2 separate regions of the Homo sapiens genome follow, and region 1 is linked to region 2. A link is an interaction called in ENCODE POLR2A ChIA-PET data of the cell type or tissue named here. Cell type or tissue: GM12878. All regions are shown on one strand. Each heading gives the region's core, and the rest is flanking DNA. Links, peaks and the distances in the headings are about the cores only. Region 1 has its middle 15 kb from the start of SFR1. Region 2 has its middle 9.4 kb from the start of STN1.

Region 1 (15,500 bases), core at 7,299-15,298, 180 kb after region 2:
TTGCCTAATTTTTCAATCAATTGATTACAGAAGTACAAGTTACATCAAAATATATCAAGTTACATGCAAAATATTTTGACTTCACAGAGAGGTATTCACATTTACAAAGGCTGAGAGTGATTCACCCCATATATAAAGACTATAACTTCCTCTTGATAAAGGCCACGTAGACACCCACGACTTAAAAGTACTATGAAGAGATTACTCTCAGAAGATATTAGGAGCTTTGAGAGTAATTTTAGTAAAAGTGGGCATAATTCTAATATTAATATCATAAAATATTAGAGCTCAAGGAGACCTTACAGATTACCTAGTTTGGGTCACCTAGTTTGCAAAATGAGAAGGTAAACTAAATAATGTGCTGAGGGTAGTTAATGGCAGAGTCAGGACTAGTATGAAAGCTTTTTGTTTGCTTGATCGTTTTTCCTATGCCATTCTGTAAAATTGTTTAAAATAATTTTCCAGGCTCTTAGCTATCCTAAATCATGAGGAGCTTAAAGAATTATCAAAAATTTACAGAGCAAATCTATGCCACTAAAATGCTGTGCAAGTTTCAGCAATTCTCAGTGAAATGTGATAGTGATGATGAACTTAAATAGAATAACCCTGTTCTGGTTTTTTTGTTTGTATGTTTTTTGTTTTTGAGACAGGGTCTTGCTTTGTCACCCAGGCTGGAGTGCAGTGGTGTGATCATGGCTCACTGCAGCCTTGACTGCCTGGGCTCAAGCAATTCTTCTCCCACTTCAGCCTCCTGAGTAGCTGGAACCACAGATATGTGTCACCATGCCAGCTAATTTTTTTTATTATTTGTAGGGATGAGGTCTTGCTATATTGCCCAGGCTAGTCTTGAACTCCTGGGCTAAAACAATCCTCTTGCCTTGGCCTCCCAAAGTATTAGGATTACAAGCATGAGCCACTGCACCCAGACAGAATAATCCTATTCTTGATGGTCTTTACCATCCACTCATTCCTCTTGGAAGTAAGAACGAGGCTCAGCTAGCCTATATACTTACAGAATACTTGGCAGCATAGTTAGGATGGCACGTAATAAAATATACTTCATAAGGTAATGTTTTTTGCCATATACCATACATTAATCAGATTGTGTTCATTTCATCAATGTTACGTGAAACAGCAACAGCAGGAAGAGTACCTGAAATGAGATACTAACATTTAAAATAAAATGTTATTATTTTGGAATATCTCAAATCCTCCCTCTTTGGCCTGCAGCTAACATACTTAATTAAATTTTTAAATGAGCTAAATATCATAAACGTTCAATAAGCAATTCTTCTCTCTTCCTAGAACAAACAAGAAGCAACATTAACTTCAAGATAAGTATTTATAATCATCTTGTGGAACTTGCAAGAATATCCTAAATAAGGTTCAAGAAGTGATTCATAACATATGACCATAATTTAAATTACACATTTTAATATGTAATTTTGAAACCAAGTGAACAATCTAAATTGAAAACCTGGAGAAACAAACCCAGACATCACTGGGAAAAGATATCCCAGTTGACTGCAGCTGTATGGATTTACCCCATGTGGAACTCCATGCCAGTGTGCAACGCTGTTTGTTTTTTTAGCAATAACTTGTGAGTAGAGGACAATGTCCTTGCCACAGAAAAAGCACAAAAGGGGAGTTTTCCTTTAAAGGGCTAAAAATGCACCAAGTATTTGTCTTTTGGGTTTCTATTTTTAGTTTGTCTAGGTTAACTCAGGCAGCTGAGGAAGGACTGGGAGAACCAAGCTGTTTATGTAAATCTTAATTTACTTAATTGGCTTATGAGGATTTTTTAGGCTAGGAGGAATAGACACAAATGGATGGCTGATGAAAAGCATGGGAGTTTTCTCTGATGCTCACACAAATAGAGTTGGGGTGGGGTAGGGTGGGAGAATTTCCATTAGCTCCAAGATCTGAAAAGTTAATGGTCAAAGGGATTTCATCACAAAGACTGAAAAGTGTTTCTGAAGTAGAAAGTTAATTTCATTAGATCTCACAAGATAGAAAACTCCATGGCAATGATCTTCTTATTCTCTCAGAAAATTTTTGCAGCCAATCAGACTGCCAAATTTATTTAAGTCTGTACACTTATCTCAGAACACCCTTGGGTTTATTCTTGGGCCTATAAAATAGGAAGAAATGTAAGAGACCATGGGCTATTTTGCCAAATCAGCATAGTGTTAAGACTCATGGGAAGGAGGCCATGGGTTTCCCTTCCCCATCTAGAGATGGAGACTGTTCTGCTAAGGGAAGATCAATATCCAGTTAGAGAAGAGAGAACACAAATCTGAAAAGCTAACACTCCATGGGTAAGCCTGGCTGGAACAATTTAGCATCAACAGAGCGTCAAGTGCCAACCCCACACATAATGCCTACAGAGACCCTCCTGGCTGATTGGCTCTATGAAGCCAAGGAACTGGCTGGCTTTTCCCATTCCCCCACTTCAGTTTGATCTGACTGCTTTGCTTTGTATCTCCTCAGCATCTGCCCATGCTTTTATCTGGGCACCTCAAACACTTTAATGCTCTTGCTTGTTTTCTTAAAGCCCTTGGAAAAACGGACAGGTTTTATCTTTTCACTGTATTCTCAACTCCAAACACAATATATGTAGTATTCAATAAAACTTCCTCTTTCTTGAACTCCTGCTTAGCATTCCCAACCACTACTGTCTACCTCCATAGATGTCCAACAAGTACTTCAAACTCAACATGTTAAAAACCAGACCTGTTGCTTCTTTCTCCTCCTCCCTCTCCTCCACTTGGCCATGACTCTGATGTTGTAGCCATCTTTGTGTCTGAAGGGCCTCTCTGTATTGGGCTCACTATAAGTATTCATTGAAAGTGGAATGAGTAGAGACATGAGGAAAGGAAGGACAGGAAAAAAATGAGAAAAAAACAGTAAAATAAAGAAGTCATGAAGGCCAGAACAAGGGAAAAGGAGAAGAGGAAGGTGGCTAAGAGTAAGAAGACTATTTTAGGTTGGTTTTCCCCAAACCAGGAGGGGTAGAAAGAATCTAGAGCCCTCCAAACAGGAGCTTGATAGAAAAGAACAATTTTTCATCTCATTCCGCTTCCTTTCCAGTGTTTTCTTAACTGCATGCAGTTTGGGTTAGACTCTGAATGTTTTGTGGGTGTGATGAGAGAAAGGACTTATGGGCACACTTCCACCCTTTTCAGCCACTCCTGCAGATAATAGCAGCTGAGTTCTTTTTCACTATGAACTATGACTCCTTATAACAGTGGACAAAGTAAAAAGTGTGATCAGATGCCTCATTCCTAACCTCACAGTTCCTGAGATGAGGCTCTGAAATGAGCCTGGGGCTGGGGTTCATTTGTCCTTCCCATGGGGAACAATCCCCATTTTGCTTTAGGTAGGTAAAGGGGCAAGCCCTGCCTTGCTCTTCTGGTCGGACTTTTTACAATAGTGTTAAGTTACTCTATGTTTTCTTTTTGGGGTTCTGTTGCCAGCTTATTTTAAGTTTGATGCTCTAGTCTCCTTGAGTGATGACATGTCATAACTGTAACCTCAAGACATTTTCAGGTAAAGGCAAGATGCATGCACTCCTTGATTTTATTTGTGGGAGGAACTTTCTAGCCCACAGGGAAAACTATAAGAAATATTCCGTCATTGTAAGGAGCTTGGCATGCTGACATCTGGTAGTTTTAAAGGGTGCTTAGATCTATGGAAGAAGCATTTTCCAGAGAAATTATTTATTTCAACGCTTGTTCTGAAAAGAAGCTTAGAAGACTCCTGTGAGTCTTTTTTTTAACCCAGTGAAAGCACCTGCTGTTCTTAAGGTAGCTGTCCTCACGTGCTATCAATCTATACACCACAGCTTCTGGTATCCTTGGGAGAGCCTTTCCTATTGGTATGAAGAGTTTTACTAAAATGTAAATGGCAAGAGTTTGTGAACTAACTCCCTCAGTCAGCAACAGGAGGTCTCTTCTTGCTGAACCCTCAGATGGCCCAGAGACTTGAGGCATATTCTTTTTTTGCAATCTTTTAAGCAAATGGTACAAGTACTCCTAGAAATAAATTATTTACACTGTTCAAACTCTATCAAGAGTTTTATTTAGGTTTCTAGTCTAAATGAATATTAAAAGTACAACACAGCTTCAGGCATGGTGCTCACAGGAAATATGGCAACAGTGTAGTTTAGGACACAACAACTCCATACAACTCAAAGGATTGTCCTAAAACATTGGAGTTCAAAAGCAAGAATTATTTTCATATAAAAACAACACATCCTTTCTTAATAAAGCAAATGACACCACACAGCAAATAGAATGAGCACAGAGCCCACTTTTACATGGGTCCTGATAGTACACAAATCATGCTAACCCCATGGATAAACCTTGTATTCCATTGTCAGTGTTGATATTTGTGCAGCTCTATTTACCTAAACATTTCTGAGAACTCTACCCTGTAGAAAGCAGCTAATGGCATTTATCAGAGAGCAGACTCAACTTGGCCTCATAAAGGGAAGCATGTTGGTATCTCAAAGACCCTTTCAGCTACACCTGAATGCACAGGTCATGATTTACCATCAGGTAAGAGTGTGTTCAGAAAAGAAGGATAATTTTATATATTTACCATTTTAAAACAAGACTTGTGATATGGTGAATGGAAATCTCTACATAACAGCAAAGATGACTGATAGAGGAGGCTACTCTGAGAGCTCCTGTGAGCTTCATGCAGAGAAGTATGATATAGGAGAAATTCTGAATTAACCAAGGTCCAGAGTTTACTTTCTGACTTTCTGTTTTGTAGTAACTGAAACTCAGGTACCACCCACGTTGCTTTGTTGTAGTTCTTGGAGGCATTGTTTTACTGAGTAGGTAATTATCATCATGATTGTAAGTGTATGAATAGATATTAAAGTGTTTAATGATAATTTCATTTTCTTAGAGCTCTATATAATTCTCCATAATCTTATTGTTTTAATATTTCCATGAAGAAAAGCTCATTAAGCCTAGAGTAAACATCAATCTAATCCTTCCCTTTGATTTAGTAAGGTGCTTTGATTTAGTAAAGTTAGCATTATGAAGAGACTGTGCTAGTGGTCATTTTTATATCATCTGGTTTAAAATGTTGGCAAGCCCAACTCATGACAACTTTGAGCTGCCTTTGATGTTTTTCTTGACTTTACAATTCATCAGTTCTATTTGTGGATTTTGTTTGTGTGACAAGTGTTTTGGTTGTGGTTTCATTTTGTTTTTGTTTTTGTTTTTGTGATAGGGTCTCACTGTTGCCTAGGCTGGAGTTCAGTTTTGGTTGTTTTAAAACATCTTTGAGTACATCTGCTTTCTCTTCTTCCAACATATAATCAAGACTCACTGTATGTTGTTATATTTAAGGACTAATAAGTGGGTTTGTCTCTTATCCAGTGCTCATAGTTACAGGTCCAACGGAGTTCACTCTAAGACTAAAATGCAGTCATTAGAGTTTTTCCTTTAGTCTTGAGTATTTATTAGAAGCCACTGCTACCTGCTTCTTCTTTGTGAACTAAGACAGGTGAGAACAGTTGTCTTCCTTTCCTTACTTGGTGTTAGTCATTTCTGAGATGCTTCGAATACAGAGGGAGGAGCAGGGGAAGAAATTTGCTGTGAGACCCACTCCAGGTTGGATGTGGTTGATCTTTGCTTATTAAAGTGTACTAGACCTTTTGAGACAACTGTGCTGGAGCAGGGCTTGTACATCCTCTCTTGAGTCTTATGTTGATTCAGAGCATGACTCAGTGATCCCTAATGTGGAGGCCAAGGGTAGAATGGCCCATGGCAGGTCTTCCCTGAAGCATTGTAATAGAATCTTTCACTATAATGTTGACACATCTTCTAACTACCAAAGGTAAGTGGAAAGTCGGCTATTCTAGAAATTTTAGGCCTGGGTAAATCTTTTGCCCAAGAACTTGGCCTTAAATCCTTAGCTTGATGTTACTTGACTTAAGCCATTGGCTAATGGCATAAAAAGAAATGTGCATCCTCTTTCAGAAATAGCACTAATTATAAAGAAGATAAAATCAATCAGTAATGTGAAGGAATAATTATTATGGAAATGGTATGAATTTAGAAACCAAACACTAACAAATTGTGATGGTAGATATGTATCACTAGGCATTTGTCAAAATCCATAGAATGTACAATACAGAGTGAACTCTAGTGTAAATTATGGACCTTAGTTAATAATAATGTATCAATATTGTCTCACCAATTGTACCACAGTAATGATGCTAGTTGCTATTAGTAGGGAAAACTGTGTTTGGGGGTAGAGGTAAAGGGTTATATGGGAACTCTTCACACTTTCTGCTCCATTTTTCTGTAAACCTTAAACTGCTGTAAAAAATAAAGTGTATTAACAAAACAAAGAGAAAAACACTTTATATGTAAAATATGTATCTAACATATATTATTGTTGCTGCCTCAAAAAGTCTAAGTTCAAAAAAGGAATAAATCTTGAGACATTTTAAAAATACTTTTTTAAAATATGGAAGAATAATACACATACAGGGAGATATTTTAGTTATAAGTATAGAGTTTTATGAATAATCACAAAGTGAACACACCCACGTACCACCACTTAGGGCGAGAAATAAAATGTTATTAGCACCTCAGAAGCCCACTTTTTAGAAGCATTTAACACAATAAATTAATTTTGTCTGCTTTTGAAATAGTAAAACGGAATCACATAGTGTGTAATCTTTTGTATCTGGCTTCCTTTGCTTCACATTATATTTATGAGATTCATCCATGTTGTGTGTAATTTATTTTTGTTGCTGTGAAGTTTTCTGCTGTATGAATGTATTACATTAAATTTATTATATATTCTATGTTGTAAACCAAAAGTATCTGAGACAGGTCACAATCAATTTAGAAAGTTTATTTTGCCAAGGTTCAGGATGCGTGCCAGGGAAGTAGGCCTGTACCTTTCTCCAAACATGATTTTGAGGGCATCAATATTTAAAGGGGAAAGGGTGGATACTGGGGAAAGAGGAAGACATTTGTAAAAGATGTGGGTAGATAAGAGAGATAAATGGTTGCATTCTTTTGAGTCTTTGATCAGCCTTTGACCAAATAACAATTTACATGTGAGAGGTGGGTAGAGAAATAGTCACTTATACATTCACCTAGTTCAGTGAATCTGCATTTTACATTAGAGGAAGCAGTCAGATAATGCATTTGTGTCAGGTGAGCAGAGGGATGACTTCCCAGTTCTGCCCCGCACCTGTGAAGATAAGCAATCAATATACATTGTCAGGGTAAAATTCAACAGAACCATTTTAGGGTAAAGACCTTAGGGCCCACAAGGAATTTCCTAGTGGGCAAAATGTGGGGAAGGTACGTAGCTTTTTTTTTTTTTTTTTAATCTTTATAGCTCTCTTTTTAGAAATAAAATGGGAGGCAGGTTTGCCTGATGCAGTTCCCAGCATGACTTTTCCCTTTGGCTTAGTGATTTTGGGGTCTTGAGATTTATTTTGCTTTCACAATGTCGATGGCATTTGAGTTAGTTCCAGACTTTGACTATTATGACAAATGATGCTACAAACATTGTTGGACATGTCTTTTGTTGAGTATATGTACAAAATTCTCACTGGATTTATACCTAGGGGTATACTTACTGAATATTAGGGTACATATATTAACTTTAGTAAATAATGCCAGATTTTCCGCAATAGTTCCAGTTGCTCTATTTCCACATTAACACTTGTTATGGTTAATCTTTTTCATTTTTGCCATTTTGGTGGGTGTGTAGTGGTATTTGTTTGTGGTTTTAACTTGAATTTCCCTGATTATTAATGAGGTTTCCTATATTTTCATACATTGATTGGCTATCATTTGGATATTCTCTTTTGTGAAGTGCCTATTCAATTCTCTTGGCCATTTTAAAGTTGGGATTGTTTGTCTTTTTCTTATTCGTTTGCTTTATCAGCTATATATGTGGTAAATACCTTCTCCCAGTCTGTGGCTCCCATTTCAACTTTTAAAAATGTCTTCAATAAACAGAATTCTTAATTAAAAAAAAATTTTTTTAAGATGAGGTCTTGCTATGTCGCTCGGGCAGTTCTTAAACTTCTGGGCTCAAGCAATCCTCCTGCCTCAGCCTTGCAAAACACTGGAATTACAGGTGTGAGCCACTGTGCCTGGCCCAGAATTCTTTATTTTAATACAGTCCACTTAATTAATTCCTTAATGATCAGTGTGTTTTGTGTTCTACTTTAGAAATCCTTCTATTTCCCAAAGTCATGAAGATATTCTTTTGTATAAATCTCCTAAGTTGTCACTTAAATTTTTTTTTCACATTTGGGTCTAGAACTTCTTGGAACTGATTTTTGTGTATGATGTAAGGTATAGGTCAAGTTTTGTTTTTTTCCATATGACTATTCAATTGACCTACAACCATTATAAAAAGATAATTCTTTCCCTCATTTCTCTGCAGTGCCACCATTATCACAAATGAAGTCCCTACACATGCAAGGGTATGTTACTGGATTCTATTTGTTTCACTGCTATTCATCTATCTTTGCTCTAATTCCACACTGCCTAGCTATTAAGATATCTAGTAAAGCAAGTGATTCCCCCTTTGTTCTTTTTCAAGACATGTTGGCTGTTCTTGGGTCTTTGCATTTTAAACTTCAGAATCAGCTTGTCAATTGCATACGTATACACACACACACACACACACACACACACACACACACACACCTGTCAAGAATTTTTAAAAATTGAAATGGCACAAAATCCATGTATCATTTTGAGGGGAATCAACATCTTTTTTTTTTTTTTAAGACAGAGTCTCGCTCTGTTGCCCAGGCTGGAGTGCTGGGCGTGATCTCCACTCACTGCAACTTTCGCCTCCTGGGTTCAAACAATTCTCCTGCCTCAGCTTCCTAAGTAGCTGGGTTACAGGTGTGTGCCACCATGCCTGACTAATTTTTGTATTTTTACTAGAGATGGGGTTTCACCATGTTGGCCAGGCTGGTCTTGAACTCCTGACCTCAAGTGATCTGCCTGCCTTGGCCTCCCAAAGTGCTGGGATTACAGGCATGAGCCACTGTGCTCAAGCTGGAATCAACATCTGTAAAACATAGAGTCTTCCAGTTCATGAACCCTGTCTATGCCTCCATTTATTGGGGTCTATAATTTTTTGTAATAATGTTTTAGTGTTTTATGTATTTTATAGTTTATATGCGTTATGAACATATATTTTATGTTTTAATGTTTATCATTTATATACTTACATGTTTTATAAATACATCATTTTTATGTTTTATAGTTCATCATTCATAGTTTTCTGTGTAGAGGTTTTATGTCTTTCCTAGGTATTTCATGTTTTTGATGCTACTGGAAACAATGTCTTTTGAAATTTTATTTTCTTTTAGAAGTCTAATAGATTTTTTTACTATATTCACCTTGTATGTAGTAAACTTGCTATACTCACATATTACTTTGAACAATTTATTTGTATATTCTTTCAGATTTTGTATATACTCAATCATATCTCCTGCAAATAATGAGTTTTATTTTTTCCTTTCCAATTCTTATTCATTTTGTATCTTTTTCTTATTATTATACTTTGTAGGAGCTTCAGTACAATGATGAATAGAAATGATAATAACAAGCATCCTTATTATTCTCAAGTTTAGGGGAAAAACTTTCAACATTTCATTACTACATTTATCGTAGATCTTTTGATTAAATCTATCATATAAAGAAGTTCCTTTTAATCACTAGTTTGCTTTTTTAAAAAACATGAATGAATGTTGAGCTTTATTAATGCTTTTTATTAATCATCTATTTGGATAGTCATATAACTTTCAATTTTTTTATTCTGTTAATATGTTGATAATCAAATATTAAACCAGCCTTGCACTCCTGTAATAAACCCAGTTTGGTCATTCTTTGTATACATTAGAGATTTGACTAGTTTTTTTGTTTAGGAATAAAAAATGTTAAGATTCTAATTCCTTAAGTGCAAAGCTGATAAAGTGTAGAAAAAGATTTTGTGGACTTAAGGATTTCTTTGTGGTATATTTAACAATATCAGGGTTCACATAGCTACAATAAAGAAGATGAGTCTTCCAGGAAACTTTTCCAAAAGCGTTTTGAATTATTCTTGTTTCAAACCAGAGCTTACCATCTAGATTTTTTAAAATGAATACAACTGTGGTCTAGGTACAGAAGCATTAGGAAGATGGGTTGCTATTCCTAGCTTTTGTTCACATATTAGATTCACTTTAATGCAGTAAAGCCAGCAATTGAGACAAACAATTAATAAAAATACCAATTAAATTTATGACTATGATAGCTTCCTGAATGTAAATAACCACTTGCTAGAATGAAACTTCATTTAAACTGAAGTAAGGTTCATCCAGACCCTCAGCAGGGTGAGACCACCTGGAAAAACTGGACTTGGGTCCAAAAACGTATGCCATGTCCTTTAAGCCTTTCCATTTGTGTCTGGATAATGAGCCTTCCCAATCTCTTATCTTCCATACCTCTGAATAAACATAGAAGACTTACTAGGATAAACACGGAAGAAGTAACACTGAGCCATACCATGATATGAGAGCTGCCCAGGGTTATTTGACAGATTGACTCCCTACAGTCCTCAGAAATCTGTCAGGCTTGTCAACACATAGAAATGTTCTAGATTCATTCCTTATCAAGAACAAGCAATAGACAAGTTACTCTGAGTCTCAGAGGATTTCTGAGAGGAAGATGAGTCAAGAATTAATCATCTGTGGTTTCCAAACCTTGTTCAATCATTAACTGTGAACAGCTTGGTTTTCTCTTCTTGGGGATGACTTGTACAGAGTATGGCTGGAGCAGGGTATGTTTTCTATTTCCCATGTGTTCTTATTCCAACTCTTTGGAATATCCCAATGGACAGTGACTCCAGGAGGTATAGACGTACTCTTTTATTCATGGTATATGGCACAAATAATACATGCAGCAACAAAGATTTTCTTTGTTTTTAAAATCTGTATCTGTAAAGAAGTGCTCCTCTAATGTAAGAGGAATGAGGAAAGGAATGATTGGGCTTTCCATAGAAATTGCAATAAAATCTAAAGTATGTCTTAAAAACCAGGGCTCCAAAGCTTCAGACAGTGGGATGATGGCTAGCAGATCACATACTCCTGGTCAAGCATGGGGACGTCATGGTGCTCTTTGCAGAACAGCATGAAATGCAGCCATATTTGGTTTTGTTGAATGAACTAGGAGCAATAATACTAGCAAGAAAAATGACTAAATTACATGTGTATGAATCTTTACAAAACAGATACACACACAACCTTTTAAAAAATAAATATTTGTTGAATGTTGAACAAACATTTAAAATAAATCAGGCTGAACATGGTGGTTCACACTTGTAATCCCAGCACTTTGAGAAGCTAAGGAGGGAATATCACTTGAGACCAGGAGTTCGAGACCAGCCTGGACAACATAGTGAGACCTCATCTTTACAAAAATTAAAAAAATTAGCTGGCATGGGCCAGGCACAGTGGCTTATGCCTGTAATCTCAGCACTTTGGGAGGCTGAGGCAGGCAGATCACGAGGTCAGGAGTTCAAGACCAGCCTGGCCAACATGGTGAAACTCCATCTCTACTAAAAATACAAAAATTAGCTGGGCATGGTGGTGCGTGCCTATAATCCCAGCTATTCAGGAGGCTGAGGCAGGAGAATTGCCTGAGGCAGGACCTGGGAGGCAGAGGTTGCAGTGAGCTGAGATCGCACCACTGCACTCCAGCCTGGGCTACAGAGCGAGACTCTGTCTCAAAAAAAAAAAAAATTAGCTGACATGGTGGCATGCACCTATAGTCCCAGCTACTTGGAGAGCTGAGGTGGGAGGATTCCTTGAGCCTGGGAGGTTGAGGCTACAGTGAGCCATGATCGTGTCACTGCAGCCTTGCCTGGGTGAAAGAGTGAGACCCTGTCTCAAAAAAACAAAAACTAAAACTAAATAAATCAGTTTACTGATCTTTCTTCTTAATATTTATTTGTAAACTATCCATTCTGTTATCTGCTGTCATCCACTTGCAGACACTAAAGTTTTAAGGAAAGGACATCGAAAAAAATTAAAATAGAAAACATTCTACTTCTTTTTAATTTTTTCTACAAGCCTGGAAAATATCACCTTAATTTTATTTTACCTGTGAAACACCTTAGACCAGTTCATAGAACCATTGTGCCCTTGGAGCACAATTTGAGACATTGTGCCTAAATGAAAGAGATAAGAAAACTGTCATCAAGCATCTCTCTCTTGTACTGCCCCATCCACCTATCTCCATCCCTGGCTTCAAGGTAACCACCACTTCTACCACAACGACCTTCACCACCATTATGTTGAGTGTCACTATATGCCAAGTTCTGTGTTAATCGCTTTATTTGCAGCATCACATTTAATGGAGTAGATATTATTACCCCGTTTAGTATATGAGGAAACATTTAGGGAGATTATCATCAATAGACTTTATAAGGGCAGAGTTGAGATTTAAATCCAGGTATGTCTAACTCTAGTGTACATTCCCTTAACTGCTACCTTGTGCTTTCTTCTCTATGACCCAATAAGAGTGGAAAATACCAACCTATGATGTTATATATACCTGTCAATCAGCCCTTAGGAAAGTGTTTAAAAACCTCTCAATCATAAATCTATTATTATATCACCCAAGGGAGATCTGTGTTCTGTTACCAGGTTTGTATACTTATAGAATATATTTTACAGAGTTAGTTTTAACAATTTTTTAAAAATGTTGATTGAAAAGCGAAAAGAGTCTATCGAGATTATTGTGGCGACAATAAAATACAACTCAAATACCATTTTTTCCACGAAGTCTTCCTTGACTCAATCTTCTCTGAACTCCCTTAGGACTTTCCCTGTGTATTCTTAGCACTTCATCTTCTGCTTGAACCCAAAAAAAATCTGCTAAGCTTTTTGTTGTGGGGGTTGCAGATATAGAGATCAAAGACACAGTTCCTGTTCTCAAATAGCTCATGGTAAATATGTATTATGACACCTACAGGGTACCATGGAAAAGGAAAGGCATCTAACTCTAGCCAGAAGATTCTGAGGAGGAAAAGAATAAAAGGAGAATGTGGGCCATTGGGAAGCAAGTGAGAGGGAGTGGGGATTTTGACACAAGGTCCTAATCTTGAGATTGGAGTAGACATTAGCCAGGTGATGAAAGCATATGTGTGTGTACATTTGTGTGTGTGCGCACACACATACACATGCCTGTGTCTTCCAGGCAGAAGGAAGTAGCAAGATGATAAGGAGAGGAGCTTGGTCCATTCTGGGAATTTTAAGCACATAATTCGGTAAAGCTGGTGTGCAGGGTGGGTGGCAGGGAGTGGCACAAGATGAAGTTGGAAAGATATGCATGAGTGATTTGGTAAGGAATTTGGATTTATCCTAAAGAGAATTGAGAGTTATTGGAAGATTTTAATATCTTTAAAAAGATCTTTCTAGCAGCAGTGTAGAGAATTGATGGGCATGAGAAATGGGATGGTATAGGAAAAGTGGAAGAAAAACCCAGAAGTCAGGAAACCAGTCAGGAGGCTATTGCAGGCAGGCAGGCTGGACCTGAGCTCGAACAGCAGCAGTGATGTTGAAGAGGAGTGAGAGACAGGACATATGCAGGCAAATAAAGTGGAGAAATGAAGAAAATCAAATAGTAACCTCAATTTTTCAGATAAAAAAATTAAACTTATTTACCTTGTTATGTTATCCCTGAAAGGATGCACATTTCTCCACCTTTTTCAGAAGTTGTACTACAGGTATACAGCACAGTTTGCAGAATTAATAAAATCAGGATTCATTTTTAAACTTTTATTTTACTTTAATTGACAAATAATAATTGTATATATTTACGGGGTACAATGTGATGTTTTGATACATGTATGCATTGTGGAATAAAAATTAGTATTCTTTGTATACCACCCAACATATATCTATTTCCTGCTGTAATATCTGACTTGTTTTCCTTAGGCTGAAGTTATGGTTGGTTTCCACAAACTTAATTTACTTTCACTCTATTTCCTGGCTACACAGACTAAAAATTATACTACCTCTCACAGAAGATTTGGGTAAGGGGGAGAAAAGACAAAGCTGTTAAAACCCATCCCATTGTGAACAAAGGCACCACTTTCAAAGATGGCCAATATCATCATCTGGAAAGGAACCACATGTTTCCTGTATGTTTCTAGTCTGGTAAAAGTAATCTTCCTTGGTCCAATGACAGAACAATACAAAGCAATGATAAGAAATAATTAGAAAACATACAGCTGAACGGTTTATATTAGATTTGAGGAACAGTTTTCCCCTTAGAGAAGCTGTTACACAAGGTATCAGTTGCATCAAAAATATTCTTCCCTGGAGACTGCTACAGCATCACTTCCTCTTCTTATTTTGGGATGCTCACTTTCTGAATTACTGATTAAATAATTAATCAATTCATTCTGAAATTCACCCATTCAAAACATTTATTGAGCACCAACTCTATGCATCCAGTGTTAATAAAGACAGGGACATGAGTTCCAGAAGATGACAGTACAAGTAAGCAAAATAACTTGGAGTATGCCCTGCAATGGCAAGAGGTGGTTGATGAGAGTAGCCTAAAACCCTGGGCTTGAAAGGGTTCGATTAGGATAATGTGGGAGGCCTGCGAAGAGGAAAGAAAGGTCACTGGAAAAAAAAAAACAAAAACTTCTGTGTGCTAGTTTTTCCCAGAGCTGGCTCTGGTTTAATCAATGTGATAAATACTGGTGTCCATTTGTAAACTCCTAAAGAATATATTTATTTTTCCGTCTACAGCACCTAATACATCTTCCATCATATTATCATAATGGTTATTTCTATAGAGAATTTTACCCGTAACTTCATTTAACACTCTGGTGGGAAGTGGTAATTTCAGGTGTACCAAAATGACCCCACCTGGAATTGTAGGAACTAACTCAGAGCCAGGGAAAGATCACTTTTCTCTTCACAATTTATAGATGAGAAAACTGAATTGAACCCCCCAAAGTCAATACAGCTCGTTAGTTTTTAGTGATAGGGTCAGTAAATAACTCAGATGCTCTGACTCAGGCCTATCCCTTGCTGCAGCCATATTTCCAAGAGAATGAATGACTTGGAGAAAAATGTTGTAAACATCAATGAGTGTCATTTTTATTCACCAAAACTTGTATTCAAACAAAAATTCCAAAGACTTCCCAATTTTCCTCAATTTAAACTGACAACCCATGATTATCTCATGTTTAGTACAGATTTAAGCAACCTCACCTTCACAGTTTGTGACCACAGCCCATTTCATCCCCAATTGACTCCATACAGCAAAAAAACTCAACAAAGACAAGATTTGGAATGAAAAAAAAAAAAAAAAAACAAATAAGTAAGGTCTGTGGCTTTATGGCTTTACTCATTCAAAATTTCACCTACTGTGAAATGGCTTATCTAAGTTACAAGGTATAATCAAGTTTAACCTGATCATTAT
Region 2 (15,500 bases), core at 3,197-11,196:
ACTACTAAGTGTCAGAGCCTGAGATGATTTCAGGAATAATGCTCATGGCGCTCAAGGGTAGAGTGTTGGATAAAAGAGCCCTCCTGGACTCCATGCTTACTGCCAGCCTTGGGAAGGACCACACCCAGGTGGTATAAGCAGAGCAGAATGTCCCAATGTCATCTTTTACAATGAAGGGAGGACTCCTTGGAGTCTAAGGGTGTTCCTTTTGATCTGAGCCCCAAACCTGAAGGAGTAGGTTGTAACTGAAACCTAAGGTGAAATGTAGAAAAGAATTTCCAGACTGCAGAAGCATTTAGAGGAATTTGGGAGGATCCTCTTCCCTTTAGTCTCCATCAACACAGATTTCAGGTTCCCCAAGCCACCGCCTGGACGTGTATGAAGGGACTCCTAAAATCCTCAACACTGCAGGGCTCCTCTGGAATTCTGCAACACTGCAAAGCAGATATTTCAAAACCCAGCAGTTAAGATGTAATGCTAGGAACCCATTCTTATAGCTTCTCAATGTGAAACTTGTGAACTTGGTTTTGAAGCATTTGTGACAGAATAGACAATTCTTTCTAGAAAGTTAAGGTTTTAACAAGTTCTTCTGGAAAATGAGGGGATTGAACTGGATATCTCATACCTCAAACTCAAACTATCATGTTTTAAACATGTTTTACACCTTTACAGGTGGAATTGAGTTTGTCCACTTGCAAAGTGGGTTAGATTTTCTGTTTGAAGTTTACAGTTGACAAAAGATTCTCTCTTTGACCAAACTCTAATCAGTCTCCTTGAGTCCTCTTCCCAATTTGTCCTCAACCTTGGCCTATAAAGACATGAACAAATGCTACATAGTTTCAAACAGCTCAAGGCTACATTCCTAGAATGACCCTAGATCCCTTTAAAGTGCCTGCCTGAGAAAACTCAAGACTGCCAAAAGTAACAAACCTGCACGTTGTGCACATGTACCCTAGAACTTAAAGTATAATTAAAAAAAAAAAGAAGAAGAATAATTTACTGTTTGTTCCAGCCAATACCTGAAGGCAAGGCCTTGTCTCCTAGCCTTTGTTGGAGGGTAGGAGCCTAACTCCAATAAGCACCAGTTAGCAAGCCTAGATGGGTCTCACAGGGACTGGTCCCCTCTCTTCTCATTTTTTGTAATTTTTTCACTTCGCAGACTCTTCTTAGGCACCTGCAATTCTTCCCTGCCCCACTGTCCCCCAATTCATTTTCTCTTTAAAAAGCCCGGTGACCTCTCTATAAATCTGAAGGGAACTCAGCTCTTTCCCCTACTGTCAATAGTTATTCAGTAAAGTGTTTTCACTGTTTTAACTAAAGTCTGACTGTGCTTATCTTTGCCATAATAAAGACAACCTCTCAACATTTTTCTTAGGCTACTATTATAACCCCAGGGATGGCAGGTGGGGGGCGGGGACATCTTCAGTCATTCAGCATATCTTGAGCTTTCTCTGTGTGCTTTGGCACTGGGCTGTGGAGGAGCAGTAATTATGCCACTGGAGCAAAAAGGGTGATGCCTGTAATATATTAAATAACAAAGTAAGAGGCTAAATTGTGATTCAATATGAAAGGAGTAGCATGGATAATTACTGTATGAGTTACAGGAGGTAAATTGAGGGACCTCATTAAGTGAGATAATATATGTAACCACTGGAACAAGGTAAGCACTAAATAAATGTCAGCTATTATTCATATTTACTATGGAGGTGGGATTTAAGCTGGGTGTTGAGATTATGGAGGAGCTGTTCATTCATTCATGCTTCATTCATGAAGCATATTTTAAAGGCATTTGTCAAGCACTGTAATAGACATTGAGGGTAAGAAAGAGACAAGACAGTGGGGTTCCAGCCCTTATGGAGCTTCCATTCTGTAGGGGGAAAGTGGAGGGACAATAAACAAATTGTTCTCAGTGCTTAGATGAAGTGACGTCAGGTTGAAACCGGAAGGGTTAAAAAGCCAGCCACACAGAGCTAAGCAAAGAGCATTTCAGGCAGCAGTCAAAGCAAGGGCCACCGTGTGGAGGCAGCAAAATACTTCCCTGTTCAAGGAACAGAAGAGAGTGTGGGGAGAGCGGTTGCATATGCAATGGAGAGATAGGCAGGAGGCAGATCCGAGGGACCTTGTAGGCCATGGTTGGTGTGGATTTTAGTCTTAGTCTCACTCTATGTGAAAAGGGTACTGTGATGCTGTGATGGAGTGGGAGCACGGCATAGGCAGCAGGATGGGCGAGTCATGTTCCTGGGTAAGCCAACACAGCAGCCTGGCTGGAGAGGGAGGCTGCAGTGGAAGCCACCTGGAGACCAAGATTTTAGTTAGATTCTGAAGGTCTTGAGCTAGCTTCTACCTTTATTCCTGTAAACAACGGGAGTTGTTAATTATTCATCAGAGGAACGATTTAATGAATTTAAAAATTGTAGTTAGGCTGGGTGTGGTGGCTTACCCCTATAACCTCAATATTTTGAGAGGCCAAGGAGGGAGGATTGCTTGAGCCCAAGAGTTCAAGACCAGCCTGGGCAACATAGTGAAACCCCATCTCCACAAAAAAGAAAAATATCAGCAGGGCATGGTGGTGTACACCTGTAGTCCCAGCTACTCAGGAGGCTGAGGTGGGAGGATCGCTTGAGCCCAGGAATCCGAACTTGCAGTGAGCTGTAGTCATGCCACTGCACCCTAGCCTGGACAACAGAGCAAGACTCTCTCTCTCTCAAAAAAAAAAAAAAAGAATTGTAGGTATACCTGCCACATCTAACATACTACGGTGGGGGGTACAAAAATGTATAAGAAGTGTTCTCAATCCAATTTACTGAATCTATCCTAAAAATTGTGTCTTACGGATATTCATCAATTGGTGGTGAAGAAACTAGAATAAGAAAACATTTCTGGGCCTAATGCAGTGGGCCTCATCTGTATCACTTGTCCTCCTGCCTCCTTAGCAACCTGGCTCAATCCCTTATGATGTCATCCTCCCTCTCTCTCTGGCTTCCCCTTGGCCCATAAGCACGCTCTCCTGCTCTCTTTAACATCATCCAAACTTTCCAAAAGCAGCATCTCTGAAGACCCCCTTCTCCCCTTTAACTACTGCCCTCCAGCTCACTCTCATCTCCTTTCAAAGCAAAGCTCCTTGGAAGAGTCCTAAATGCTTCCTATCTGTACTTCTCTGTGGTAGGTCTCTAATTCAACCCACCATCATTTGGCTTATCTTGGTCTTCAACCCACCCCACCACAGCCCACCACTCGACTGACATTGCTCTCCTAAGACTCACAATAACCTTAGCAGATTCAAATTCAATGAATACTTTTCTTTCCTTATCATTCTGTATCTTTTTTTTCTTGATGTACTAGTATTTGATGTTGATTTGATCATATTTTCTCTCAGTCCCACCTTGGCTTCCTGATGGGTTTTCTCACCTTTTAGGTTTTCCTCCTACTGCCTCTGTTTCTTCCTTCTCAGTGTCCTCTCCTGTTATCTCTTTTACATGTTGATGTTCCCCAAGGTTCAATCTCCTGCTCATTTCCCTTCTTACCCTATGTACTTTCTCTGAGTGGCCTTATCCAAACCTATGACTTCAGTGGAAACAATCTTCTAGTGACTCTCAATTCTTCACATCCAGCCCAGAACACTCTCCTGAGTCTGTCATGTGAATTTCCAACCAGACTCTCCTGGATACCTCAAAGTAAACCTCTTCCCCATTTCTCCTTTCTAAGTCAGGATGAATGTCAGGATGAATGTCACCACCACCTGCCTTTTGTCGAAGTCAGAAACCTGGAATGTTTCAAGGACACCTCCCTCTGTTTCACCCTACAATGTAATTAGTCATGAAGACCTGTCAGTTCTGTTTTCTAAATGCGTTTTCGTAACTCAGCCTCTCTTCCCTGTTCCCACTGCCATAACCTGAGCCCAGGCTTTTGTCATTTATTGCCTGGGTTACTGACACTACCTTCCAACTAGTTTCTTTGCCTTTAGCCTGGCTTTCTTCCAATTCATCATCTGTGCCACTGTCAAGGTGAGCCTTATAAAATGCAAATTAAACTATGTTACTCCCTTGTCTGAAATATTTCAATGGCTCTATGTGGTCTGCAGAATAATGTTCAAATCTCTTAGCATTTCCTACCAAGTTCCTCCTGGCCTGGCCTCTCCAGGCTCATCTCCCATCAGTCCCTCATAGCCATCCTACACTTCAGACCATCATCTCTCCAATGCTGTTCTGAAGAATACATCCTCAAAATATTGAAGAAAGTTTGCCCAAATAAGTCTGGACTTAAATCCAATCAATAGTTTACATTGGAATACACAACTCAAGCTATTTGGAACAACTTATAGTTCCTACAATATGCCACTCTGTCTTTTGCTTCTCCCCTTCTGCCTAGGATACCATTCACTTATTAATTAATTGATTACAAAAGTCAACTGTTCTGTATCTGCTGAGCAGACTGAAAAAAGTGCTGTATCCTGGGCATACAAAAGGAAAAAAGGCTCCAGGTGAGCCAAACAAGTAAACAGACAATTACAATATGTCATGATAAATGCTGTATAACTTAGCAGCATAAAGTGGGGGCCCTGAGTTGGAGTAATCAGAGGACAGTAACTTTTCCCCCTGCTTCATGTGAGTTATCTCTGAGAAAGGTGTCAGTTTTACTTTATGTATTTTGAGCTTAGTTGTTAAAGGCACATATATTTCTAATTGTTATGTCTTTCTGATGTATTGACTCTTATTGTTATGAAATTGTTCCTCTTTGTCTCTAGTAATATTTCTAGTTTTAAAGTCTGTTTTGTCTGTTAATATAACCATTTCAGTCCTCTAATAGTTACTCTTTGAATGGTGTATCTTTTTCCATCTTCTTACTTTCAGCCTATTTGTGTCTTTGAATCTAAGCCTCTTATAGATATCATATAGTTGGCTCTTGTCTTTTTATTCAGTCTAATAATCTCTGGGTTTTGATTGGGGTATGTAGACCATTCACATTTAATGTAATTGTTGATATGGTTAGATTTATATTTGCTATTTTTCTATTTGTTTTCTATATGTCAACTTTCTTTTTTATTAATCGGTTAATCCTTGATTGCTTTCCTTTTTTCTTTTCTTTTGTGTTAAATATTTTTAGGGTAACGTCTGAATTACTCCACATTTTGAAAAAAGTTTTAGCTATTTCTCAGAGATTGTAGTCTAAGAATTACAATATATGTCTTTATTTATCATAATGTACTTCAGATTAATACTAAATTCCTGAAAAACATAAAAATTTTGCTTCAATATTCTTCTATCCCTCCCACCTTCTTTGTGCTATTATTTACATATATATTACATCTATATGTTATAAACACAGCAATACAATGTTGTAATTATTGCTTTATACAATCTCATGTCTTTGAAAAAAGTTAGATAAGAAATGAGAGGCCGGGCGTGGTGGCTCATGCCTGTAATCCCAGCACTTTGGGAGGCTGAGGCGGGCGGATCACCTGAGGTCAGGAGTTCAAGACCAGCCTGACCAACAAGGAGAAACCCCGCCTTTACTAAAAATACAAAATTAGCTGGGCATGGTGGCACATGCCTGTAATCCCAGCTACTAGGGAGCCTGAGGCAGAAGAATCGCTTGAACCTGGGAGGTAGAGGTTGTGGTGAGCCGAGATCGTGCCATTGCACTCCAGCCTGGGCAACAAGAGTGAAACTCCGTCTCAAAAAAAAAAAAAAAAAAAAAGAAATGAGAAGAAAAATTACCATAGATGATTTTGTAATAACCTGTATAACTATTACTTTTGTGCTCTTCATTTTTCCCTTTAGGAATGGGTACTCCAAATTGAATGAGCCCCTTTGACTGTGGTAGAGGTGCTGCTTGCGCTGAGAGCTTGCCCTTCCCAGACAGAACATCTACATTAACCAAGCTGGGGTCAGCAAGGGGAATGAGAGAGGCCCCAGGCCAAATGCATCAGATGCTCACTGTTCTTACCTGGAGTTCAGTCATTTTCAAGCATAACTGCTTTCAGACTGTTGTGTGTCTTTGATCTCAGAGTGCTGAAATGGTTGTTTTGGTCAGTTTTGTCCAGTTTTATGTTTGCATTTTGGCAAGATGATTTGCTGATCTTGTCAGTCACCCATAACTAGAAGTTATTAGTGATATAGCTTTTAGTTAACAGCAAGTCCATTTGGTCAGGGGGAATAAGGTGGCTCAAGAATTTAAGGAGTGAAGGACTGAATTGTAGAACAAAGTCAGAAATTGCCTAGTTGTAGATAACAGTTACAGCCCATCCCGCCTCATGGACTTTGAAGGAGATTCCTGTGTCAGCAGAAGGCCCCAGGTGAACCAGGGTGCAATTCGCATTTCTGCTTCTTCTCATTCTTGGAATAAGCAGAAGCAGATATAAAAGGGAGAGATGGCTGAGGGTGAGATACCCTCTAGGTCCTTACACTTATGAGACTGACAGTGCTGCCCACTGCATCAAGAGGGCTACTTGGGTCCTTTCATGTGAGTCAAATAGCTCATCCTTCCTGTCCAAATGGCAGGAACTTGACCAAAGGATTATGACCCTTGCAAAGATGAAGAGGGCAGGAGGTAATGGGCTAGGGTTCATTCTGGAGAGCAGAGAATGACTTTAATTAAGGAAAATTTGTGTCCCAAGAGACTGGATTGAGTACACAAGAGAACTTTGCGTTTTGTGCTTTAAAAATCTGCATCTTGAAGAAAGTGGAATGATGGTTGTCAGGGGCTGCGGTAGGGGGGATGAGGAGTTACTGATTAATGGGTACAGAGTTTCAGTTTTGCAAAATGAAGAGATCTGGAGATGGATGGCAGTCATAATTGCACAATAATATGGATATACTTAATACCACTGAACTGTACGCTTAAAATGGTTAAGATGGTAAATTTTATGTTACATGTATTTTAACACAATTTTTAAAATTAAGAAAATCAAAGAATTTTTTTAGAAAGCCTGTATCACAGGGCAACACTGTGCATGGTTTGTGGAGTTTATGGTATAAAAATCTATGTGACTGTTGCCTGGCGTTCTACATTATTCCTGGTCATTTAAGTCATAAATCCACAGTGTCTTGCCAACTTTGGAAGTTCCCATGATTACTGGTAGTTTATGTGATAGGTGAACTCCCTTTTTTTTTTTAACTGGACTCAGGCTTATAATTAAGTGAGTGGAAACAATCAGCCAAGTCTTGATGCACATGCACTCTTCTGAGAAAGTCCCAGAGTATTGCTCTGACAGATGACAGATGTCCTTACAGGGACAGAGCTGGCAACACATCGACCTCCCTAGTGGTCACCAGCTGCTAGTGGGTCCACCAGCTGGAAAACACCTTTGTGTTATTCTTATATTTCTCTTCTCATAAAAATGCTACAAAGATTGTAAGGCATTTGGAGCTGGGTAAAGATTAAGTTTTGGAGAAATTGGATTAATATTCATTATAATAGGCCAGGATAAAAGAATTAATGAAAATGTCAAAAAGAAAAAATAACTTTTCTTTTTAGGCAGGACATTTATAAAAATTTATAGTCTTGGTCAAATAAATTGTGTACAGACATACATACAATTTTTTTTTTTTTTGAGATGGAGTCTTGCTCTGTCGCCAGGCTGGAGTGTAGTGGCACGATCTCGACTCACTGCAACCTCTGCCTCCTGGGTTCAAGCGATTCTCCTGCCTCAGTCTCCTGAGTAGCTGGAATACAGGCGCCCACCACCATGCCCAGCTAATTTTTGTATTTTTAGTAGAGATGGGGTTTCACCATGTTGGCCAGGATGGTCTCGATCTCTTGACCTCATGATCCGCCCACTTCTGCCTCCCAAAGTGTTGGGATTACAGATGTAAGCCACCGTGCCCAGCCCATACATACGATTTTAAAAGTAATCTAAAGGGATGTTTTCCAATTTTTTTTTCTTTTTGGTAGAGTTGGGGGCCTCACTATATTGCTCTGGCTGGTCTTGAACTCCTAGGTGCAAGTGATCCTCCCGTCTCAGCCTCTCCAAATGTTGGGATTATAGGCCTGAAACACCGCACCCAGCTCCAATTTTTAAAATGTTGAGTATATATTAATTACAAAAGCTATTTCTCTTGAATCTCTCAAATGTGATGTGGAATGAAAGAAGGCAAACACAGAAGACAGTACATATCATATGACTCTATTTATATAAAGTACAAAACCAGTCAAAGCTGTTCTATGCTATTAGAGGTAAAGAATCAATTACCCTTTGATGAAGGGTGTTGACTTCAAAGGAGCATGAAGAGGGCTTGTGGGGCTACTGGTTATTTTGTGTTTCTTGATCTGTAGCTATATTATATTTCAATAAAGTATTTTTTTCAAGTTTGCATTCTTCTTAGTGTTTACAGTTACATTTAAAGTTGAGAGGAATTAAAAAGTGAGTGTGTGAATGTGTAAGACCCCACATTTTGCCTTCTTGTCACTCGTATGGAAAAACTGATCATTTTTCACGAGGTCAGGAGATCGAGACCATCCTGGCCAACATGGTGAAACCCTGTCTCTACTAAAAGTACAAAAATTAGCTGGGAGTGGAGGCGCGTGCCTGTAATCCCAGCTACTCGGGAGACTGAGGCGGGAGAATCCCTTGAACCCAGGAGGCGGAGGTTGCAGTGAGCCGAGATCGCACCACTGCACTCCAGTATGGCAACATAGTGAGACTCCGTCTCAAAAAAAAAAAAAAACTGATCATTTTAAATGTTAATGTGATTCCAGAGAAAACACAGAGCATTATTTTGTACTTTGCTTTATTTTTCAACATGTGCCTGTAAACCAAAGAATATCTGAGACAAGACTCAATTTAGGAAGTTTATTCTGCCAAGGTTAAGAATGCACTCGTGACATGGCCCCAGGAGTCCTGAAGACATGTGCCCAGGGTGATTGGGGCACAGCTTGGTATTTTACATTTTAGGAAGACACGGGACATCAATCAATATACATAAGACGTACATTGGTTTGGTCCAGAAAGGCAAGACAACTTGAAGTGTGGTGGGGGCTTCCAGGTCACAGGTAGATAAAGGACAAACGGTTGCATTCTTTTGAGTTTCTGATGAGCCTTTCACTGAATACGGCAATTTACAGGAACAGTCACTTAGGCCTTTGTCTGGCTTAGTGAAACAATAGGCCGAAGGTAGCAATCAGATATGCATTTGTCTTACGTGAACAGAGGAATGGCTTTGAGTTCTGTCTGTCCTTTTGTCCGCAGGGAATTTTCTTGTGGGCAGATTGTAAGGGAGGTATATAGCTTTTTTATCTTTGTAGCTATCTTATTGAGGAGTAGAATGGGAGGCAGGTTTGCCCTATGCAGTTCCCAGCTTGACTTTTCCCTTTGGTTTAGTGATTTGGGGGTACTGAGATTTATTTTCCTTTCACATGCCTATAGGTTCAAGTAGCCATGACATTTCATGAGCATTAGCATAAAGCTGGGCGGCTGAATAGAATTTTGTTTCTCTTATCAACTTATAATTTTCCCCAGGGCTACTTTCAATCTAGGAAAAATTTAACTCCCCAATGATGTCAAAGACAGCATATTCCAGAGATTAATTAACGAGTCACCCAGAGAAGATAGAAGTGCTATTATGCTGACATGTTCAAGGGCTAATCGGTTCTGATGATGTAATTTGCAGTAGTGCTTGATGTATATTAGCCTGATGGGTGACAGCTGCTCTGGGCCCAGATGATTAAAGTGTGAAGCACGAGGGTGGGGTGGAGGGTCGTCGGGGTGTGGTGAGTGCTTTCAAATGGAAAGAGAGTTTTTTTATAGAGCCAGAGTGAATACAGCCTGGTTATGCTGGTTACCTCACCTACCACCTAGAAAGCCTGTTTAATCATCTCTTTATCTACACAGACTTTATCAGGCCTAACACAATCTCCACTCCCGCCTCCCCTCAGCCAAGACCGCCCCAGTCAACATTGGCTGATGCTCCCTTCCCCAAACAACTGTGCAACTTACAGTCAGCATCACATACTTTAGCACCTATTTCTTCAATAGTTATTTCAGGAATGTGTACCATGTTCCCCAACTTAAGCATAAGCTACTTAAGAACATCATTTTTTTCTATGTTCTCCACAGCATGGGGGATAAGCATAAAAGTTCAATAAAAAAATAACTGGAGCAAAATTTTGATAATTATTCAAGCAGAGGGATGGTTACACGTGGGTCTATTCTACTTTCTTTCTACTTTTGTGTGTGTTTGAAAATTCCCTTGATAGCAGGGCTGGCAGATTTAGCCAATCAAAATGCAGGATGTTCAGCCACATTTGAATTTCAGGTAAACAATGAATAGTTTCTTCTTACTAAACACTTCTATTATATTTTATTATAATTACTTATTTATGTCTATTTGATGTGATCATTTAATTTATAACAGTATCATTCATATTCTAACATTACATTTCTATTATAGTATGTTATGTTTTTATATTATTAATATTTTATGGTTCCATGAGACGTACTAAAAAGCTATTTGTTGTTCATCTGAAACGCGAATTTAACTAGGTGTTCTGTATTTTATCTGGCAACCTAACTTGCTAAAACTTAAGAACATAATTGGTGATTAATCAATGGGCTAAAAGAAAGCAGATGGTAGAAACACTGCAGTGCCTCTTAGAGTGAGATCTGGTGTCACTTGCATTAGTATCTTCTGTGGAACCTGTTAAAAAGGAAGGCTCCAGTGGCCTCCTGTCCCAATCCTGGAGCCACCAAATTGGGTTATTTCTGCTGGTGGGACTCTGCATTTGCAGTAAGAGCCCCAGGTGGTTCTGATGCTGTTGCTAGCCAACCTGTTGCCTTTGATGTTTCTAGTTTTTCTGATGTGATCTTTTATTTCCTTGTAACTTGTTTCCTTGGCCTTGTTTCAGCAACTTCTACTCCATTTTTATGTCAGGGACATGACCTAAGAGATGTTAATATTTCTACTCAATGACTCGCTAAATATTACAAATCAAATATAGTCACATAGTCACAAACCTTCTAGCAGCATTTTTTAGTTGACCTACTCCTTAGAATGCATCCAGTGGCCCAGCGTCTTAACTACTGATGTATATTCTATTCATATATATTCATTTTGTTGTTGTTGTTTTGTTTTTTAAGAGACAGGGTCTTACTCTATCACCCAGGCTGGAGTGCAGTGGTGCGATCATAGCTCACTATAACCTTGACTGGCTAGGCTCAAGAGATCCTCCCACCTCAGTCTGCCCAGCAGATGGGAGTACAGGTGTGTGCCACTAGGCCCAGGTAATTTTTCAATTTTTTGTAGGGATGAAGCCTCACTACGTTGCCCAGGCTTGTCTTTAAGTCCTGGCTTCAAGTGATCCTCCCGTCTTGGCTCCCAAAGTGTTACGATTACAGGCATGAGCCATCACACCCAGCCAGATATATTCATTGTTATTGATAGATTATAACTGACAGAATCGCAGCTCCCTGTAGTGTATTTTAAAGCCAGGGCTTATGGACAGATGCTGTAGAGTGACCAAACATTCTTGCGTGCTTGGGACTGTTCAGTTTTAGCGCTGATGTTCCCATGCCCTAGGCTTTTTCTCAGTCCTGGTTGCTCCTGGTCATCCTACCTGTAGGTCAGGTTCCCCATTCTCAGACTCTGAGGATCCCCTGTAGGGGAATATTAGCAAACACTTTCAGGAGCTGAGCCCTGAGTGGGTGAGGGAAGCAGGATTGAGTAGAGGGAAAATGGGGTTTTACTGGCCACTTTCAAGGTAGGGTGACCTCATCCAAAATTATGCCCTGCCCTCAGGGACAGTAACCAGTTGACACATCCCCAGAACTTAGTGCATGACATTTCTGATTAACTATCCCAGCTCTAGAACTTTCTGTGGGATCAGCTGAGGCCTCTATTGTAACTGCCCTTCAATTCAACTTGTCCTTCTGTGCAATCCTGCTTCCCTCATGCCCTCAGGGCTCAGCTCCTGAAAGCATTTTCTAATATTCCCTATCAGGCAAATCTCAGAGTCTGACAGCCCAGAGGAACCTGACCTACAACAGCAGGCACAGGGGTAAAGTGGTCCTAGGAAGCAGCGTCTAATGTAGGATTTTGAAGCTGGGTCGCTGCTGACTGGCTGGTGATGAGAACCCTTCCCTAGTGGTAGATGGAGTCCCTGGTGGGGCAAGACTTTCACCAGTGGTAAACTGGAATGGGCTGAAGGCCCATCCAGAGGTTTGGGGAAAGTAGTAATTTAAGGACAATAAAATGGCATGGTTGTTACTGGCCACTCTCAATGCATTGGAGAGAGACGATGAAAGGTTATGGGTGATTAACCACCAATTTCAGGCTGAATGTAAAAACCAGAAGATCTTCTTGGCAGCACAAGAGACTCTCATCTCCTGCAGTCAGAGTTTGGACCTCCTGAAGATGAGACCCAGAACTTAAATTAGAAAGCCACAGCTGGGCGCTGGGGCTCACACCTGTAATCCTAGCGCTTTGGGAGACGGAGGAGGGAATATTGCTTGAGCTCAGGAGTTCCAAAACAGCCTTGGCAACATGGTGAAACCCTCTCTCTACAAAAAACACAAAAATTAGCTGGGCGTGATTGTGCGTGACTGTAGTCCCAGCTACTTGGGAGGGTGAGGTGGGAGGATTGCTTGGGCCTCAGGAGGTTGAGGCTGCAGTGATCCGTGATCGTGCCACTTCACTCCAGCCTGGGTGACAGAGTGAGACCCTGTCTCAAAAACAAAACAAACCAACCAACCAAGCAAACAGAAGTCGCAGAGCTCCAGTGAAGGCAGAATTCTCAATCCTAGTGAGCTGTCTATGTCAAAGTCACAATCCTAGTTGGGAGGGAGTGGGATCCTGAGATTTGGGGTGAGGACATATAGGCAAGTGTCCTTGTAAATTTTGACTTCCCAGATTTCCTCTGAATTCTCTGGGCCTGCAGAAGGGGCCCATTCTCCTGGTTGGTTAAAGGTTAACACTCCCTACTTTTGAAGTCAATACAGAGATTTTTGCCTTGCAAGAAAACAACTTCTTTCCCCACAGAATCTCAACGTCTCCCTTCATCCTGCCACCAAACCAGTAATGAGGGTGAGGTTACAACATAATTGAAGAGCCTGCTCAGGGAGAAAAGAGACCATTCCTCAAAGGAGCTGCAGGACCTGGACAACATATGTTGTCAGAAGCTGGAAGAGTACATAGGGATCCTGTTAAATTCAGTTTAGCCTAAAGCTGCCTCTTCTCATATTTTAAGTTCAGCCTAAAGGTTTTTCTGTACATAGTGAATTAACTGTAACCTAACTGGATGTGTAAACAGACTGTAATCTACTCTTGTAACAAGTAGCCAAGTCCCAGCCAATCACAGAAACCACACTTCCACTACTCACAGGCAGCCAACTGTTCGAACAGTATTTAAATAAGGCGAACACTGAGCTGTAAGCAATCCATCTGTTTCTGTACCTCATTTCCATTTTCTGAACATCACTTTCCTTTTTCTGTCCATAAATCCTCTCTGGTTGGGAGGGGAGGGAGACGGGGTTGGGGAGAAGTGGCTGTCTGATTTGCAAATCATTCTTTGCTCAATTAAACTCTGTTAAATTTAATTTGTCTAAAGTTTTTCTTTTAACAATCCTGAGTATGCATAATCGAGGGAGGTAGAGCATACAGTTGGATAAAGAAGAATTCATTGATAAGAGAGCACTTTCCCATGATGTAGGAGTTCACCTCGGCAAGGACCCAGGAAACACTAGCTGTTGCACTGCTAGAATGCCTCTTGGAAGTTAGAGAGAACATCACATCAAATTGATCTACTATATCAATGATACCATGTTAATCATACTGGGTGAGCAAGAAGTGCAAGTACATTGGAGGCCTTGATAAGACACTTGTGCTTCAGAGGCTGGAGCTCTGCCATGTCAGTGAAATGTTTAGTCCACACAGTGCCACATAAGTACAGAGCCTGGGTTACCCTGGGATATCCCCTTCAAAGTAAAGGACAAATGTCTGCATTTCATGCCTCCACTACTGAAAAGGAAGCACAGTGCCTGGTAGGGCTCTGGAGGCAGCATCTTCCACACTCGGAAACACTGCTTCAGCCCTTTTGCTGGTGACTGGGAAGACGTCCAGCATTGATCCAGGCTTTGAAGCCGGTCCAGGATGTAGTGAGAGCAGCCCTGTCACTTGTGGCCTTGTAGCCAGCAGGCCTATGCATTTGAAGTCATTTGCATTGCCATGTAAACTCCTCCATCGCTCTCCCCAAATCTTTTTTGTTGTTTTGAGATGGAATTTTGCTCTTGTTGCCCAGGCTAGGGTGCAGTGGCACAATCTCGGCTCACCGGAACCTCTGCCTCCTAGGTTCAAGCGATTCTCCTGCCTCAGCCTCTCAAGTAACTGGGATTACAGGCATGCGCCACCACGCCTGGCTAATTTTGTATTTTTAGTAGAGACAGGGTTTCTCTACTCAGGCTGGTCTCGAACTCCAGACCTCAGGCGATCCTCCTGCCTTGGCCTCCCACTCCCAAAATCTTTAGTGAAGAGGTACCTCCCATCACGGGTGGGTGTGAGAGGCAGTGGAGTTTCACATCCAGATTCATGTGCTGTAAAACAGAGACTAATATGGACGTGTAAACTCCAAGACCATGGAGAACTTACGTACCTCTGGAAATTTTCAGAAAACCAGAGAAACTCAGGCAAGGATGGAATGTGCAGGGAGGCCCCAGCTGATAACTGGGTTACGCGTCTAAGTCATCACCATACAGATTAGGAAGGTGGGGAGGATTTGTTAAAAAATGAGAAAAATGAGTTTTTTTCCCACAAATTTTTGAATCACTTAAAATGTGATTTTATTTATTTTTTAGACTTCGATTTTAAGTTCAGGGGTACATGTGCAGGTTTGATATATAGGTAAACTTGTGTCATGGGGGTTTGTTGTACAGATAATTTCATTACCCAGGTATTAAGCTTAGTACCCATTAGTTATTTTTCCTGATCCTCTCCCTCTTCCCACCCTCCACCCTTCGGTAGACCCCAGTGTGTGTTGTTCCCCTCTTTGTGTCCATGTGTTCTCATCATCTAGCTCCAACTTATAAATCAGCATATGTGGTATTTGGTTTTCTGTTCCTGCATTATTTTGCTAAGGATAATGGCCTCCAGCTCCATGCATGTTCCCGCAAAGGACACGATCTCATTCTTTTTTATAGCTGCATAATATTCCATGGTGTATAGGTACCACATTTTCTTTATCCAGTCTATCATTAATAGGCATTTAGGTTGATTCCATGTCTTTGCTATTGTGAATAGTGCTGCAACAAACATATGTGTGCATGTGTCTTTATGAGAGAATGATTTATATTCTTTTGGGGATATACCCAGTAATGGGATTGCTGAATTGAAGAGTAGTTTTGTTTTTAGGTCTCTGAGAAATCGCCCCACTGCTTTGCACAATGTTGAACTATTAGGTTGGTGCAAAAAGTAATTGTGGTTTTTGCCTAATAATTTACACTCCCACCAACAATGTATAAGCGTTTCTTTTTCTTCGCAACCTCACCAGCATCTGCTATTTTTTGACTTTTTAAC

What was found. Peaks named below come from ENCODE experiments on the same cell type or tissue, not always from the same donor. Only the 100,000 strongest peaks of a DNase experiment are listed, where the experiment ranks them.
Region 1: POLR2A ChIA-PET joins it to region 2 with 6 read pairs; 4 of 35 experiments call an interaction of 5 or more read pairs at or near these places.

Annotation. Positions count from the first base shown.
Region 1 is chr10:104,099,390-104,114,889 of GRCh38, forward strand. No RefSeq gene overlaps it. Among named protein-coding and RNA genes, the nearest start is that of SFR1, 15 kb to the right of the region's middle. In GM12878, for the core only: no CTCF peak of the experiment used is centred there; a DNase peak (open chromatin) is centred at 10,742.
Region 2 is chr10:103,919,882-103,935,381 of GRCh38, forward strand. No RefSeq gene overlaps it. Among named protein-coding and RNA genes, the nearest start is that of STN1, 9.4 kb to the left of the region's middle. RefSeq lists enhancers at 7,244-7,909, 8,576-9,241. In GM12878, for the core only: no CTCF peak of the experiment used is centred there; no DNase peak of the experiment used is centred there.